2 separate regions of the Mus musculus genome follow, and region 2 is linked to region 1. Evidence: chromatin loops called from intact Hi-C (ENCODE). Cell type or tissue: heart. All regions are shown on one strand.

Region 1 (8,000 bases):
GTGCATGTGCACATGTGTGCACGTGTGTGTTTGTGTGTGTGTGTTTGCAGAGTAGAAAAGGTCAGATAAGGTCTGCTTATATGCTTCTTGTTGGGGCTGTACTTTCTATCTAGCTCAAGGTGTTCTCAAACTCTCAGCAGCCCTCTTGCCCCAGTCTACTGAGTAATGAGGTAACAGAAATAGCCCTTTTCTGTCTCACCAGTCACTTTTGAAGGGGAAGAAAGAGCCAGGCTCTAGCCCAGGCTGGCCTTGAACTCACTACATAGCCAAACTTCTGAGTCTCCGGTCTCTACCTCTTGAGTGCTGGGGTGAAATGTGTGTGCCTCCACCTGGTTTATGTGATTAAACACGGCGTTTTGTGTAAGTGAGGCAAGTACTCTAACTCAGCTTTGTCTTCATCAGCCACTTCAGAAGATTTCTTTATTTTTATGTATGTGTGTGTGTGTGTGTGTGTGTGTGTGTGTGTGTGTGTGTAAGTGCTCAAGGAAGACAGAAGAGCTGGAGTTACCGAGAGTTGTGAGCTGCCTCACAAGAATTCTGAGAATTGAAGGCCAGTTGCTAGTACTCTTAACCACCAAGCCATCTCTCTGGTGTCCCATTCCCATAAGTCCCTTTTGAAGGAAACGAGCTAATGGCCATCCTTAGCAACAGAATGGGACCAGGAAGAGCTTGTATCACATGAAAGGGGGTGACAGGAGGAGGTCGAGAGAAAGTTTATTGCGGAGTTAACAGTCAATAGTAACAGGGTGGAAATACTAGACTCGCTGTCTCTAAGTGAAATTGGAATGGGCAGAGTTTTCTTTTCTTTTCACTTTATACGTGGTTAAATTTGAAGGTAGCTAGAATGTTTTTGCCTCAAACTTCTGTTTCCTTAAACTGCCAGCGCTTGGGGCAGAGGGTGGAAGAGCAGTCATTGGTCCTAATAAGCACTTAGTAAGAATTTACTTTTTTGAATGATCAAAACCTCTTCGCCGGACTGGACTGGGAGAAGTAAGCCTCGATACACTCTCTCCCAGCTGCCAGCACAGGAAATCGCCACTGCTGAGGGCACCTGCGGGCAGCCACCAGCCTCTAAAAGCATCAGTTTATTGGTGCAATGTGTTTTTGTTCTTCAGAGATAGCAGGAAAATGAGGGAGCCCCGAGGATACACAAAAGAGGGCTGGGTGAGTGTGTTTAGACTCCTCTTAAAACAGCTCCTAGAGAAAAGCCCAAAGTGTGTGTTTCTCCTTCTGTTATCGGCTTCCTTGATAAACTCATAGCTGATGTTTAGGGAAGGGGAGACAATAAACTAGTGAAGGATCAAGGCATTTCCTTTTTCCATATAGCCAGAATAGGGAGATTATTGCAAAAGAAATAATGGTTTTTTTCCCTTTAAATTAGCAAAACACAAACAATACTGTAAGGCGTTCATTGCTCAAGACGGGCCTCCCCAGCAAATGTAGCACTTGGGTACTGAAAATAACATTCACCACCCCCCCTTTTTTTTCTAGTTATGAAAGCAATATATGTTTGTTGTAGGAGATTTAGAAAACACGGGTCTACTGGCAGGGGGTAAATTAAAGATTTCCAGGACTGAAGATGAAACTGGGAGGCAAAGAATGCTTGCCTGGGATGTGCCAGTCCCTAGGTTCAATAGCTGGCACCAACTCCTTCCGTTCCCTCCCTCCCTCCCTCCCTCCCTCTCTCCCTCCCTCCCTCTCTCCCTCCCTCCCTCTCTCCCTCCCTCCTTCCCCTTCCCTTCCTTTTCCTTGCTCCCCCCATAATTATCACTCTGATTATAGTCAATGCTTTTATGGTTATTTTTCAATTTCTTTTGTGTGTGAATAAAGATGCTTGGAAAGAGTAAAACCCTCTTCTCATCTCCTGCTTACTTACAATATTGTGACTGCTACCCTACCCCCAACTCATTACATATTCATTCCTCTCAAAAAACGTCATAAGAAGATCATCCTTATCCAATTCCACTGCCCACGTGGTGTGTGTGTGTGTGTGTGTGTGTGTGTGTGTGTGTGTGTGTGGCCACTGCCCACGTGGTGATGTGTGTGTGTGGGGGGGGGCGGTCCGAGTTTTCTTTTTTGAGATGAGGTCTCATTGTGCAAGCCTTGGCTGGCCTAGAACTCACTATGGATACCAACCTGACCTCAAACTCTAGGAGGTGGAGTAGTTGGATGCAATGATACTTTGAAACTTGTTGATTTATGTTGTTTTTCAGAAAGATGGCATTTGCATTCCCAAGAAGGTTGTATATTTACCCACCTTAGGAGTCCCTTGGCAGTAGGGGAGAGATGATGACTGAGAACAAACTATGAGGACACATAGGTGCGAAATGCCACAAAGGAACCCATTACCTTGTATGCCAACCGAAAACATTAACAAACACTAAAAACATCTTTGATAAAGATCTGCTCCAGCTTTTAAAATTGTAGTTTGTATCTGTTTGTTATCTGTTTGTATCTATGTATCTGTTTGTGTATCTGTGTATCTACTTGTGTATCTGTTTGTATCTGTTTGTTAGTGAATAGGGCATGAGATTTTTTTTTCTTTGATGGCCTGCCTGTCCATGCTTTGCATCTGATTCTTCATGAAGGTCTTAGGTCACATTGATCTAAAGATATGCATACATGATTGCATATATATCACATTTGTTTAATCTCAGGTATTTTTTAAATTTTTATGAGGGCTCATAAATGCTAAAACTTCTTTTCAGTACAAGTTCATCAAAGCTAAAAAAAAAAACATAGAAAAACAAAACAAAACAAAACAAAAAACCCTCAGCCTAGACAGGGTTCAAACTTCTGTGTAACTCAGGCTGCCCTTGAACTCCTAACCCTTAAGCTACAGACAGCCTTCTGAGTGCTAATGTCGCAGGTATGCAGTACTATAGTAGCCTTTCAAAACTAAATTGTATTTTTAACCCGTAAAATTTTACTTGCGGCTTGATGATGGTGGCACACACCTTTAGTCCCAGCTCACAGGACTCTGTAGTCCTACAAGACCTCCCTCAGATCGCCAAGTTCAAGGCCAGCCTGGTCTACAGAGCAAGTCCCAGGACAGCTGGGGCTACACAGAAAAACCATGTCTCAAACCACAACAAATATCTATCTTGTAGAAAACTAGGCAGAAACTAAAGTCTTTTTCGTGTAATTATTTATTGACTGGTGACTTTCTAACGGGCCTAGTGGTAATCCTCTTTCGTGTCCTTTCTCATTTAATCATAATGTATCCCCAGCAGATTATTGTAGTTTGTATCCCTCTATTACCTAAAGCCAAGCTCTAAGTGGTTAAGACACTGGGTGAACAAAAACACCCAGGTAGTTGGTGGACTTGATTTTAAGTTAGTGGGATCACCAAAGGGCTCACAAAAATCAGCACAGCAGGATGTTATGCCATTATACTGCAGGCTCCAGAAAATGCCTTTCTGAAAACAAGTAAATTAAAAGGGCTTTCTATCCCGCAACCTGCCACAAGGACTGTTTCCCTGCAATGCTCAGCATGGATGCACGCTTAAGAGTACAATAAGATACTCACTGAGCCCTCTTTATAAAGAGGAACTCGTGCGTATCCAAGGGTGTCTTCTCTGGGGCTCCTGTGGGAATTGTTTGAAAATCTACCTCCCCATCGCAGGGCAGGCTGAAAAAGAAAGAAAGACAGGTGGAAGCGTCTGCAGGTTGGCAGGAGCAGCGCATGCGGAAGTCAGAACTTTCTGGGGGCGTCCTGGCCGCTGGATCCACGCGCGGCACACGCAGGTGGCGCCGCGTCCCCCGCGCTCCAGGATCAAGGGGGCAGGGTCACTGGGGATCGCCCCCAGAGTCCCAGGGAAGGTGAAGCCTAGCTTTCTGCCCGGGCGAGGGAGGAGGGTGGGCAGGAAGCGCAGCTCAGCGCCGGGGAAAGAAAGACTGCCATTCCCAGCCCCCCGCCCCGCGGGGCGCGGGGTGCTGGCGGCGCATGCGCGAGGCCCGGCCCCCAATTCCCCGAGCGAGGGAGGGAGGCCCCCGGCGGCCCGAACTGCGAGCCGCGGCGGGACCGAGCGCACGCAGGGGCGCGCCGGTGGCCGGGCGGGACGGGCTGCAGAGGCAGCGGTCGCGAGCACGCGAGGCCAGGGACCGGGCGGCCATCGGAGGGCACTACGTACCCGGTGCGGGAAGGGACCCACCACCCGCGGCCCCCCACGCCGGGACAGCGATGCGTGAGTCTGGCCCCGGCTCGAGGGCAGGATGTGCGAGCAGGACAAAGGCTAGGCGGCGGGGGAGGAGTTGGGGACTCTGAGCCAGTGACCCAGCCAGCCCTGGGAGAGCTACTACAGCCCGCAACTTTGCAACTTTTGCAGAGGGGCACATTGGATATTCTGCAAGTTGTTGCACACAGTTCCAGATAGCCCCAGGTTGGGCGGGCGGAGGGAGGGGAGCGGGGACACTGCTGGCTCTTCAGGACAGCGGGCGACAGCCAGCTCCACGGTGCAGGGCAGGAGGGGGCGCCCGTCCCGGACTGGGACAGGGACCGAGGAGGATCAGGGTCACTGAGGGCAGGGTGAAGGAAGAGTCTCCGATCGCTGAAGCTCCTGGTGTCCTCGCAGGGTGCGCCCCGAGATCCCGGTAGCTTCATAACTGCGGCGGTGATGGATGAGCCGTGGTGGGAAGGGCGCGTCGCCTCGGACGTACACTGCACTCTGCGCGAGAAGGTCAGTTCCTCCCCGCCCTTGTCACTCGCAAGGACTGGGTATTTAAAGTCACTTTCGGTCTCCTGTGGGTGTCTTCAGGATGCCCCGCATGGGAACTCAGCACTCTTGGTGCCCTTTTATTTGTGCGCCTGCTCTTTTACCTTCATGGGGAGTGTGGTCTTCTTCCAGGCAAAGGACCTGGAGATCCAAGAACTTGAAGTCGGTTTTTCACCAGCCACCTAAATGAAGAATAGTTCGTATCCCATTGGATTTCCTCCCGAGGTTACTTTACATGGTACAAGAATGGATTAAAAAAAAAATACTGTGTATCCATTACAGTGTGTAATTCAAAGACACATAATACCACCTACTATACATAATGCTGATTTTCCCTATCATTGTAATGATGTTGTAGCAATTTCTTTTAAAATATAATTACTAGACTAGTGCATAGCTCAGTGGTAAAGCAGATGCCTAAATAAATCTATGCAAACGTAGTAAAGTTACAGTTCGGTGTAAAGAAATATTAGGTAGATGGTGGGAATTCATTGTTAAGGCAGGAACTGAATGAAATTTAAAAGTCTGGCCTGGGGGCAGTCCTAGCACTGTGGAGACAGCAGAAGGATCTCCACAAGTTCAAGGTCAACTGAAGCGTCAGGAGGAGCTCCAGGAAGCACAGGGCTACACAGTGGGACACTTTGTCTCAAAACGAGAGAAAGAAAAGACACACTAGCCTTAACCGAAAGAGGTTGCAGACTAGAAAGCTAAGGGAGAAAACACAAACTCCCCTGCCAGTTGGCCTCCTGTGGTAGAAGGTGGGCTGGCTGAAACTTGATCCCCCTCTCAGTTCACCTCCTGTTGCTGAGGCTGCTGTTGGCCACTGGGAAACTGGGAAAACCCAGAGGACTGAATGAAGGCTTTGCCTCTTTCTTCCTGTACCTGGGCTGGGAAGGATTGTTTGGAGACTTGGTGTGAATGGAAGCAGAGCTACTGTAACAAAGTACTAGAGGCTGGTGGGCATCCGATTTCAGGATGTTGGAAGGATACAGAAGATCCGTTTGCTTTTGAGACAGGGTCTTGTTATGGAGCCCAGGCTAGCTGTATAGGTACTGTATAGTCCAAGCAGTCCTTAAATTCATGGTTCAATTGCCTCAGCTCTCTGAATGCTCTTAACTTACTGCCTCTGTGTCATCTCCTGTCTGAGAGTCTGTGTCTGTTTCCTCGTAGGAGCCCACCCTACCCGAGTAGGGTGTAACTGTACTTTAACTGGTACATCTGAAAGGATATGACTTTCAAGTAAGGTCACATTCTCAGGTTCTAGACGGACATGAATTTAGGGGAGAGGTAGTCTCGACTGGTTTGTCAGGCCAGTGTAGGTCAGAAGTTGTCTTATTGGGGCCCGTAGATCTCTGTAGAACTGGGCTCCCACTTTCAGCAAAACATACTCAGTGTCTGTGGCAGACCTGTTATAGAGTCTCCAGATTCAGGTGAGGTGAGAGAGGGGGACTTGACTCATTAGGGAGTGAATCTCTTCTAGTCACACAAATGCTTTATTTTATTTATTTATTTTTTCCTCTTTTCCTCTACCTGCTGACATGTCTCTGGCATTGCTTTCCCGTGTTCCTTTGCTCTGTCCAGAACAGAATGTTCCAGTCTGGGGATCTGGAGACAAAATTGGGTCCTGGTAGTTCTTTGCAAAAGCAGGGCATGGGAGTTTAACTAAGCTCTCAGAGGCCTGAGGGTCAGAAGTGCCAGGCCAGAAGGCAGAGACAGAGGCTGTACGGTAGTACGTGAAACAGTGTATTCTTAGCCCTTTCTAGAAGTATTGGCTGAACGCAGGTAATGAGGGCCACTGGAGAGCATGCTTCCCTGATTTAAGGTAGCTAAGTGGTTGTCATTTCTGCATGTACCTTAGGGCATGAAGGGAGGAAGAGGCTTTGTGGAAACAATGTAACTCCAGAGTTACTTCCCTGAGACACTCCAGGCTCGAAGCTGACCTTAGGGTCAAATCTCAAGTCCTTTTAGTTACAATGTCGCACTTCCTTCAAAAACTATCTGCTGTATTCTTGCTGCATTTTTCTCCCTCTTCAAAGATGTTTAAGAATGTTTAGCTTGGTGGAGTTTTGAGTGAGCATACATGATAAAGGGGCTGGTACCCCGCTGATCTCCTGTCTTTGAGGAGCAAGGGCTGGCCTTTTGTCTTTCCCAGACAGGATAATTTTTTTTAAATTAAACATCAACTCTAATAATGTGTTCCCAGTACTACAGGACAACTTTACAAGTGCCTGGCACATGCTGGACATTCCCCCTTTGTTCAGTGTTGCAGACGAACACAAAGCGTGTTTGCATACAGACTGTGCAGTTGTTTGTGTGGAACCACTAGCAGCCTTCCTCTCCTGGTGGCTGCAGAGGGTACAGCTGCCATCTCGGGAATAGTAGGAGCCGCACTTTGTTGGATGAGGGAGTCTAGTGTAGCACCATACTGACAATGTGGAAGAGCTAATGCCATATAATCAAGTCTAGGTGCTGTATGCAAGCTAGCAACGGTGGTATCTCCTGAGCTGCCTAATTTACCTGCTCTCGGCCCAGGTGCTATGGCTTGTTCTTCCCCTATAACCAGAATTCCATTGTGTCAGTTTCTCGCTTCAAGACCTCTTGTGCTTTAAATAAGATTCCCAGGGGACTGGAGAAATGGTTCAGTGATTAAGAGCACTGGCAGCTCCTGCAGAAGACGCAGGTTCAATTCCCAGCACCCACATGGCTGCTCACAGCAATCTGTAACTTCCGTCCTAGGGTTTCCAGCTCCCACTCTTCTGGTTTCTGTAGGCACTGGGTGCATACAGTACATAGCTATACTTGTAGGTAAAACACCTATACACATGTTCAAATAAAATTGCCAGTCCACACTATTATCTGGAGACCCTGAGGTAGCCTCCTTGGTCTACTCTCTTACCTTGTCCCCTCTCCCTCCCTTGGAACCACAGACTTCCTTTCTGTCCCTTGAACTTGTCAATCATCTTCATGCCTCGGGCCCTTAGTACTGGCTGTTCTTTCGCAGTCTGTGTTTCTCAGTCTGTCTCATAGTAACCTCTCAGTAATTTATTATTCCCCCATGGGATGATTAGATCACCCAGTTTTAGTCTCTTTATAGCATTTACTAGTATCTGAAATTGTCTGCTGGTAGTTTGCAATCTTTCCCCTGATTCTAAAAATATACGCTGCAAAAGAGTCTGCCTACGTGCATCTCAGGCTGTTCTGGGGCCTCCAGACCTAGAATGGGGGCTTCTCTGTATGTTCAAATGATAAAAATGAATGAGTCAATATTTTCTCCTATAAACTGGG
Region 2 (8,000 bases), 59 kb after region 1:
GGGATTTTCTGAGTCTGGGACAGATAGTAGTTCCCCCAGATAAGGTGTTGCAGGCAAAATGAGCAGAGTGACCCCTGACAGAAGTGGTATTTGGAAAGCGGGTATGGCGGCATGCAACTATAACCTTAACACTTGGGAAACTGAAGCCAGAGGATTGAAAACTGGAGGTCAGCTTAGGAGAAATATGAAACTGTCTCAAAAAAAAAAAAAAGAAAAGAAAAGAAAAAGAAAACTAAGAATGCAGGCAGTGGTGGCACAAGCCTTTAATCCCAGCACTTCGGAGGCAGAGGCAGGCAGATTTCTGAGTTCGAGGCCAGCCTGGTCTACAGAGTGAGTTCCAGGACAACCAGGGCTACACAGAGAAACCCTGTCTTGGAAAAACAAAGAACTAAGAATGGGGCTTTGAGAGTTGGTTGTTTCTCTTTGCATTTTTAAGATTGGAGAGAGAGGGAAAAGAGGAACAGGGCTGGGGGCACCTGCTCCTATATTCATGTCTACACTCATCCTATTGTTGTATTTTGCTATTGAGACAGGGTATCACATAGCCCAGGGTAACTCAGTCTCACTATGTAGCTAGTGGGCTATCCTTGAACATCCGATCTTTCTGCCCCTCCATCCTGAGTGCTGATGTTACAGGTGTGTGCCACCATGCTCAGTTGATTTACTGCTAAGGGTCAAACTCAGCTTCATGCGTGCTAGGCAAGTACTCTATCAACTGAACTCCATCCTATCTGGGTTGACTGATGTAAGTCCCAGTGTGATTTTGCGAATTCATTCTCTCATAAGTTCCTTTTCTCAGGCAAGCTGCAAAAGTGACCACTTAGCCAACCAGGTCCAAAGTGGCTTCAGCTAAGAGATCACAGCCTCTTTTAAGGGGTCAGTGGGTAATTTTAGATCTAACACTGTGAAATAGAGATTGGCAGCCAAAGAGACCAATAATGGCTACCAAGAGGAGTGCAGAGAGATCTGAATAGCCCTTGAGCAGTTACCTCCCTCTTCCACCAGCAGGTAGTGACTACCTCTATGCAGGCCTGAGTGACTGGGTCTGGGTAGCAGAAGCAGAAGACTTTCAGTCCCCAAAGAGCCACCTCTCAACATCCGAATGCCAGCAGTTTTGCTGTGATATCGGAGACCCACTCTAAGATGTTAGCCCTGCTCCCTAGACTGAGTCTTCAATTGTATACTTTTAGAGTCCCCAAGTCAAGCCAGGTGATGGGCGTGCACATCTTTAATGTCAGCATTGGGGAGGCAGAGGCAGGCAGATCTCTGAGTTTGAGGCCAACCAAGTTCCAGAACAGCCAGGGCTACACAGAGAAACGTCTCAAAACAAACAAACAAACAAACAAACAAAAACGTCCCCAAGTCAGTACACAACCTGTTTTGACCGATGATGGCTACTCCAGTATCAGTCCCCAGGCTCGTGTTGCTTGTCATTGCTTGCTTCCAAACCCCAGGGGGCAGTTTGCTTTGTAGCTGCTAGAGATTCTCCCAGATGGGGATAGAGCGGGCCCTGAAGAACCTAGAAAGTAGCAGAGGGGAGGGTCTCTGCCAAGTGCTGGGGTGCTGAGTGAACAGAAGCAAGTGGGACCCAAATTACCTGCTGGGGCTTTAACAGCCAAGGTGTGGAGGAGGTTCAGGAGCTGCGGGGACAAGTTTGCCTACTCTTGCACAGGATCAGAGAGGTTTGGGGACAGAAACAGCTGCAAGCTGAGACCTGAGGCCTGAGTCTAGTAAGTCGATAGCCGTGGCTGTGTTATAATGTGTCATCGTTGAGTGGTGTGGCACTGTCCCACTTACCGAGGAAGGTAAGCAGGTGCCTAGTGGCCTTGCATCTCCAAAACTCACTTGAGCCTTTTCCTTTCAGAGCCTATGACAATGTCCTCAAGGATGCCGTTGCAGTCAAGAGCCAGACGCTGGCCATGGTGCCGGGCTCATCATCAGCTCCCGCCCAAGTGCTGTTCCAACCGCCCACCTACCCGACTCTCAGCCAGCCACCGCCAACAACTCTAGCCCAGTTCCAGAGTCCAGCGCAGGACTTGTGCTTGGCATATCGGGACTCGTTGCAGGCCCACCGTTCAGGGGGCCTGCTCTCAGGAGACACTGGTCCATCCCTCCACACGCCATACCCAACCCTCCAGCCCTTGGATATGTGTCCTGTGCCCGTCCCTGCATCCCTTAGCATGCAGATGGCCATAGCAGCTGAACCCAGGCACTGCCTTACGGCCTCCTACGGAAGCAGCTACTTCAGCGGCAGCCATATGTTCCCTGCAGGCTGTTTCGACAGCTAGGCCACACTTGGACCACAGGGAGAATCCTGAAAGATCCAGACAAAGGAAGTAAATACCTAAGAGGAGAGCTCATCCAGGTGGGACAGAGAACCTAGTACCTTTAAGTAGAGAGGGTCTTTGCTCTTTTTAAAAACAAATCAACAGAACAAAACATCCAGGGATACGCCCAACAGCATCTCTCTGGGAAATCCTTCCGTGTATGCCTGGAGGACAAAGACATGGCTCTGTGACCTTTCCCCTGAACTGCGGATCCGATGGAGCATATCAGACTTGGACAGTGAGGACTGCATACATCCGGACTTCTCAAAGACTACTTTTCATAGCCATACCACTGAAAAAGAAGGGGCACCTGACACGTCTGTCTATGTCCCTAGAAGATCCATCCTGAGTGTCTTTCTCTCCCTAGCTCCACTCCAAGGGTCCCATGGCCCGTGTTTAGGCCTGAGCACTGAGCCCATAAGGCACAGTAAGTGGCTATCTTGCCTGCCCTTTGTTTTTGAACCCCAAATCTTTCCATTCTTCTAGCTATTTCACATGCTGCTGCTTCCTGGAACAGTCTAGCTTTCTATCCTGAAAAAAAAAAAAAAAATCTTGTTTACATACCGTGTCAGGGATTTTTATGATACTTGAAAATTCTGTAGGAGCAAAAAGTTTGAATTGCCACACTGTCTGTCTGTCCCACATGAGGCTGTATCTTTTATTAATCCAACTTGGGACCAACTGGTGGATAACAACAGCGAGGGATACCACCTCTCAGGCTCACTTTGCAAGAGTCCACCCCTGGGATGCAAGTGTTCGCCTATTGGACTTGGATTACTGCCCCCTGGTGGGGGAATGTTGTTTGAAGGAGACAAAGGTTTGAACTGGCCCTTACTTCCCTCCACCACTTGCTTTTAGTGCTGAGGTTAAACTGATCCCAGACTTGAGTTTGGCCAATACTAAAGGGTAGTCATACTGTGGAATATTAGAAAAGTGGGGAGGAAGGGACTAACGTGGTATATGACACCAGCGTTGACAGGCAAGAGATTGCTAGAGCAAAAGCCCATGTCTGGGATTTGCAGTGCGAGGGCTCAGGAACACTGTCACCATGTGCAATATGTTATGACTATGACTCACAGCCTGTGCTTAAGATGTTCTTGTGGTTGGGTTTTTTGGTTTGGTTTGGTTTTTGGGGTTTTTTTGTTTGTTTGTTTTTTTCTTGGTCAGGGGACATGCTGTTCACCCATCAGAATTGGAAGGGAGGTGCAAAAGACCACAGAAACAAATTGTAATTTAGTTTTTGAAACGATTGTGTCTCTGTTGGTTTTTGTTTTCTTTTGGTGGGGGTAGGGACTTTTTTTTTTTTTTTTTTTTTGAGATCGATCTGATGTAGCTAAGGCTACACTCAAACTTAGTGCAGAGCCAAAGCTGGCCTTGAACTCCTGCTCCTCCTGCTTCAGCCTCTGATGTATCCACCACACCTTGCCTGCCATCTTGGTTCTCTTTGACTCATTTGCCAATCCAAGAGACCATAGCAGGGACGGCCAGGAAGGTTGGCCACACGCTACTGAGTCAGATTTAACGGCGATAGGGCTTTTCTGAGCAGATGGATGTCTCATGGAAACAGAGGAAGGAAAGAGCTGGATGCAGAAGAGGAGCTGCCATTTTCTCAACCAGCATAGGAACCTGCACATTCGTTTGTTATTTGTGTGTGTGTGTGTGTGTATGTGTGTGTGTGTGTGTGTGTGTGTGTGTGTGTGTGTGTGTGTGTGTGTGTATGTTTCGGCTCCTGCCCCTCCATCTCCTTTACCAGTCTCTCTGTTTGTGTGTAACTGGTTTGGAGTCTATTGTATCTGTCTGCCCTGGGCTTGGGCTTTTGAGAGAAGTACCTCCACTGGGGCCCCAGAACTAGCCTGATTCTCAGGACCAGATGTCCTGCAATAAACACATCACCTGCTCTTGGTCTCTGCTGCCTTTGTCTGGACATCTCTTAGCAAGTCAGCCCTTTCCCACATCTCTCTACTCTACCTCAGTGGGAGTCTCCTTTGGGTGAGAGGTGAAAGAGATTCAGAGGTTTATGAGATTTCTCATGCCTGTGACAGAATGACCCAATAAAATGTTTATTTCTGCTCATGGTTTGAAAGGCAGTCCACTGTGGCAGAGCAGCCATGGCAGGCAAGGGGAGCTTGTGACAGCCGTGGCAGGAACATCTTCATGGATCAGGAAGAGAAATGGGACAGGAAGTAGAGTCAGGCTGTCAGTGTCAAGGCTGGATCCCTAGAGATCTACTCCCTCCAGCAAGGTCCCAACTACAAAAGGTTCCACAACCTCCCAAGACAAGGCCACCAGCTGAGGACCGAGTATTCAAACACATGAGCCTGTGAGGATCCTTTTACATCCTCTGGACCTGAGTCCTACCCTCTAAGCAGGAACTGACTTTCCCTGGGCAGAAGAATGAGTGAGGCTTGACCTCCCAACCTGCTCTCCTGCATCCACCATTGCTCTTCAAAAGCAAACCAGTAATAGATTTGCTGCAAGGAATTGACGCGCACAGCCATGGAAGCTGGCCAACACAGAATTCTTAGACTTCACGTCAGCAGGTAACAGTTGATATGACACAGCGGTGAAGTCTAAACTTTGCAGGGTTGGCCATCAAGCCAGGAACTTGGGTAATTTCTTTCTTGCAACCTTGAGGCAGCGTTCCTTTTCTGGAAAACTTTAGTCATTGCTCTTAAAGCCTTCAGCTAGCTCAGTGGGACCCCATTCACCTGCTGCTCTTGAAGTCACACATCTAAGAAAATAATCACATCCGGGAGGGAAAAAATCATCAGAGCAATGCCTAGACTAGTTTTTCATTGAACAACAGCATCACAGCTTCACAGAGTGAAACCGCATAATTAGCTATAGTTAGTAGCTGTTGGGAGACAATTGGCCAAGCCTCTCCTAACCTGTCTTCCTACCTATTAAAATGGGGGTGGTGACCACACTTACCTGCCTGCTGGGGTCTCGTGATCAACAACAGAATGTGCATCAAGGCCAGTATCTTTAAAATGATGGGTGGTTATTATACAGTTCCTCAAAGATAAGATGATCTGCTATTTATTATAACAACAATTGCATTTTGTTTGCAGTAACGGCAGACTTTGTTGCCCAGGCTGGTTTTGAACACCTGGATTCAACTAACCTTCCCATCTTGGCCTCCCAAGTAGCTGAGACAGATACAGAAGGACACTGCTTAGCTAAGACACCTTTCAAGGGCTGAGAATGTAGCTCAGTGGCTGGGTGGCAGAGCACTTGGCTACCATGCACAGAGGTCTGGTTGTAGTTTGCAGTACCACAGAAAGTGGAAAGGGCGAAGAGAGAAAGAAGAAAGGGAAAGCAAGAGGCAGGAGAAGATGGCTAAGTGGAAGTGGGTATAGTGCTTGCCTTATAAGGGTGAACAACTTGAGGGCACATCTTTATGTGCTAGATACAGTACTGAAAGATGCAAAAAGATGGGAGTTGGAGACAAGATTTGTCACATGCCTGGCCTACACAGCAGCAAATAAGAAGAGACCTAGTCTCAAGCAAGGACCAATGCCAAAGGTTGCCCTCTGATCTCCCACACGTCATGGCATGGGTACACTTGCAGAAACATGCATATCACACACAAATTTTTTTTAAAAGGTAAAACCAGCTATCCATGGTGGTCTGTGCCTGCCATTCTATCACTCAGTGAGTTAAGGCAAGAGGATTATGAGTTTGAGGTGAGTCTGAGCTACATTGTGGGACCCTAGTTCAAAACTACAATGTGTGTGGTAGAACTATGGACCTGTCTCCGCTGTAGTGGGGAATGTCATAGTCTCTCTCGGCCCCTCTGCTCTGCCTGCATGGAAACCATTGTGTGAGCTGCCATCAGGTGCGGTTAAGGGGTATTCACCCAGCACAGATGCTTTGCCAGGTGATGCTCTAAGGCATGAGAATTAAGACTGAGGATGTCATTCGGGAGCCAAGTCTTGGTAGAGAGCTGGAACAGCCCTCACACTCACTGTACACAAGACCCACTGAGGCAAGGCGCTCTGGATTGAGGGGACCCAGATAAAATAAATTGAGTGTACGAAGAGTAATGAATTCTCTTCTGACACATCCTTTCCTGTGGCTTTATTCCCCATCTGTTACCATGGAGACCACTGAACTTTTGGCCTGGTAAGAGCTCTAGGCAAAGCTGAGCCACAGAGTCACAGCCCTAGCTTTCAAGCAGAAAGAGCAACTGATTTCTTCCAGGCATGGATACTCATGGATACTCTGTTTCGACTTTGTTGCCACACTAGACCTTGACTAGAAAAGGTTAAAAAGCAGAGATGAAGTTGTGCACACCACAATCTTATAAAACTGTCTGGAATCTGAGTTGAGATATTTCAGTAGTATTTATTGTTAATGTTGGCATGCCTGCATGCAGTGTAAAGGCTACAGAGAAGTATTCCAAGGCCACGTGGGTGTCTTAGTTAGGGTTTTACTTAGTTACTGCTGTGAAAAGTCACCATGACCAAGGCAAGTCTTATCAAGAACAACATTTAATTGGGGCTGGCTTACAGGTTCATAGGTTCAGTCCATTATCATCAAGGCAGGAGCGTGGCAGCATCCAGGCAGGCACGGTGCAGGCAGAGCTGAGAGTTCTACATCTTCATCTGAAGTCTGCTAGCAGAATACTGACTTCCAAGTAACTAGGGTGAGGGTCTTAAGCCCACACCCACAGTGGCACACCTACTCTAACAAGGCCACAGCGTCTAATAGTGTCACCCCCTGGGTCAAGCACATACAAACCATCACACTGGGCAAAGGCTGTTAGAAACCTCAGATTTGCAGTCTACTTTATTTTGAATTTGTTGTGGATTATACCTTCAGAAACCTCTTATTACTGTTGCCTTTTTTAAAAAATCTGAGAGGTGAGCTACCTCCTTTCAATGCTACTGGTGATGGTGGCAGGGTTCATAGCAACTGGTGCTAGCTGAGCATTTAATCTGCTCCAGACCCTGGTTAGTATTCCTCTTACCCATCCTAGGAACCCCAAAAGAAGGAGCTGCTGCAGGACCTGGTGGCACATGACTATAATCCCAGCACTTAGGAGATAGGCAGGTAGCCAGTGTGAGTGCAGGGGCAATCAAGGTTATATAGTGAGACCCTGTCTCAAAAAATAAATAATAACAATAATAATAGATCATGGCACAGGAAGATTTGCTGGAGTGGAGCTATAAAGGAAAGAGGCACAGTTCAAACCCTGAGGCCTGAACCTATCTTACCCTTGGCTAAGAAAGAGAAGGTCTTGCTAAGCCCCCTTAACACAGCGACAAGGTGGGTCAAATGAGGCTCTGCATCCCCTGGTGATGCTCCCACGTGACTTAGAAGCTAGTGGCAGAGGCACTCCTGAGCCTTTGGTTACACTGACTTGAGAGTGGTGCTGTGACAATGGTTGAGCTGCTGGAGGTAGCAACTCTATTAGGGTAAGCTCACCTGTAGCCCCACTTATAGCTGGAGAAGGAGGCTCAGAGGAGGGACGGACTTGGGAAAGGTGACACAGTTACTGGGGGACAAAAGAGGGTCTTGACCCCTGGCAGTGTGGAAGGAGGGCTTGAACTCCAGTGTAGATCTTAACCACTTACCTGCTTGCAGGCCAGCAAGGTGACACTTTGTCCTTGGTCCCTCACTCCATATACCTGCAAAGCTGTGGCCCTCATCAAGGAATGAAGCTCAGCA

What was found. Hi-C counts contacts between places; a loop is a spot of excess contacts. Peaks named below come from ENCODE experiments on the same cell type or tissue, not always from the same donor. Only the 100,000 strongest peaks of a DNase experiment are listed, where the experiment ranks them.
Region 2: it touches region 1 in a loop (3-fold over the local background); 5 of 42 quality-filtered maps call a loop at or near these places.

The regions. Positions count from the first base shown.
Region 1 is chr11:43,524,781-43,532,780 of GRCm38, forward strand. Ccnjl (cyclin J-like) reads left to right here and starts at 3,969. Exons shown (of 6, transcript NM_001045530.2): 1 at 3,969-4,187; 2 at 4,575-4,679. The coding sequence starts at 4,617. In heart, CTCF peaks have their summits at 3,481, 4,471 (motif pointing right) and 7,075; DNase peaks (open chromatin) are centred at 3,931 and 4,221; H3K4me3 peaks cover 2,855 bases; H3K27ac peaks cover 4,171 bases.
Region 2 is chr11:43,583,428-43,591,427 of GRCm38, forward strand. It overlaps Ccnjl (cyclin J-like), which reads left to right. Exons shown (of 6, transcript NM_001045530.2): 6 at 1,865-3,572. The coding sequence ends at 2,288. Among named protein-coding and RNA genes, the nearest start is that of Fabp6, 14 kb to the right of the region's middle. In heart, CTCF peaks have their summits at 3,123 (motif pointing left) and 3,330; a DNase peak (open chromatin) is centred at 3,114.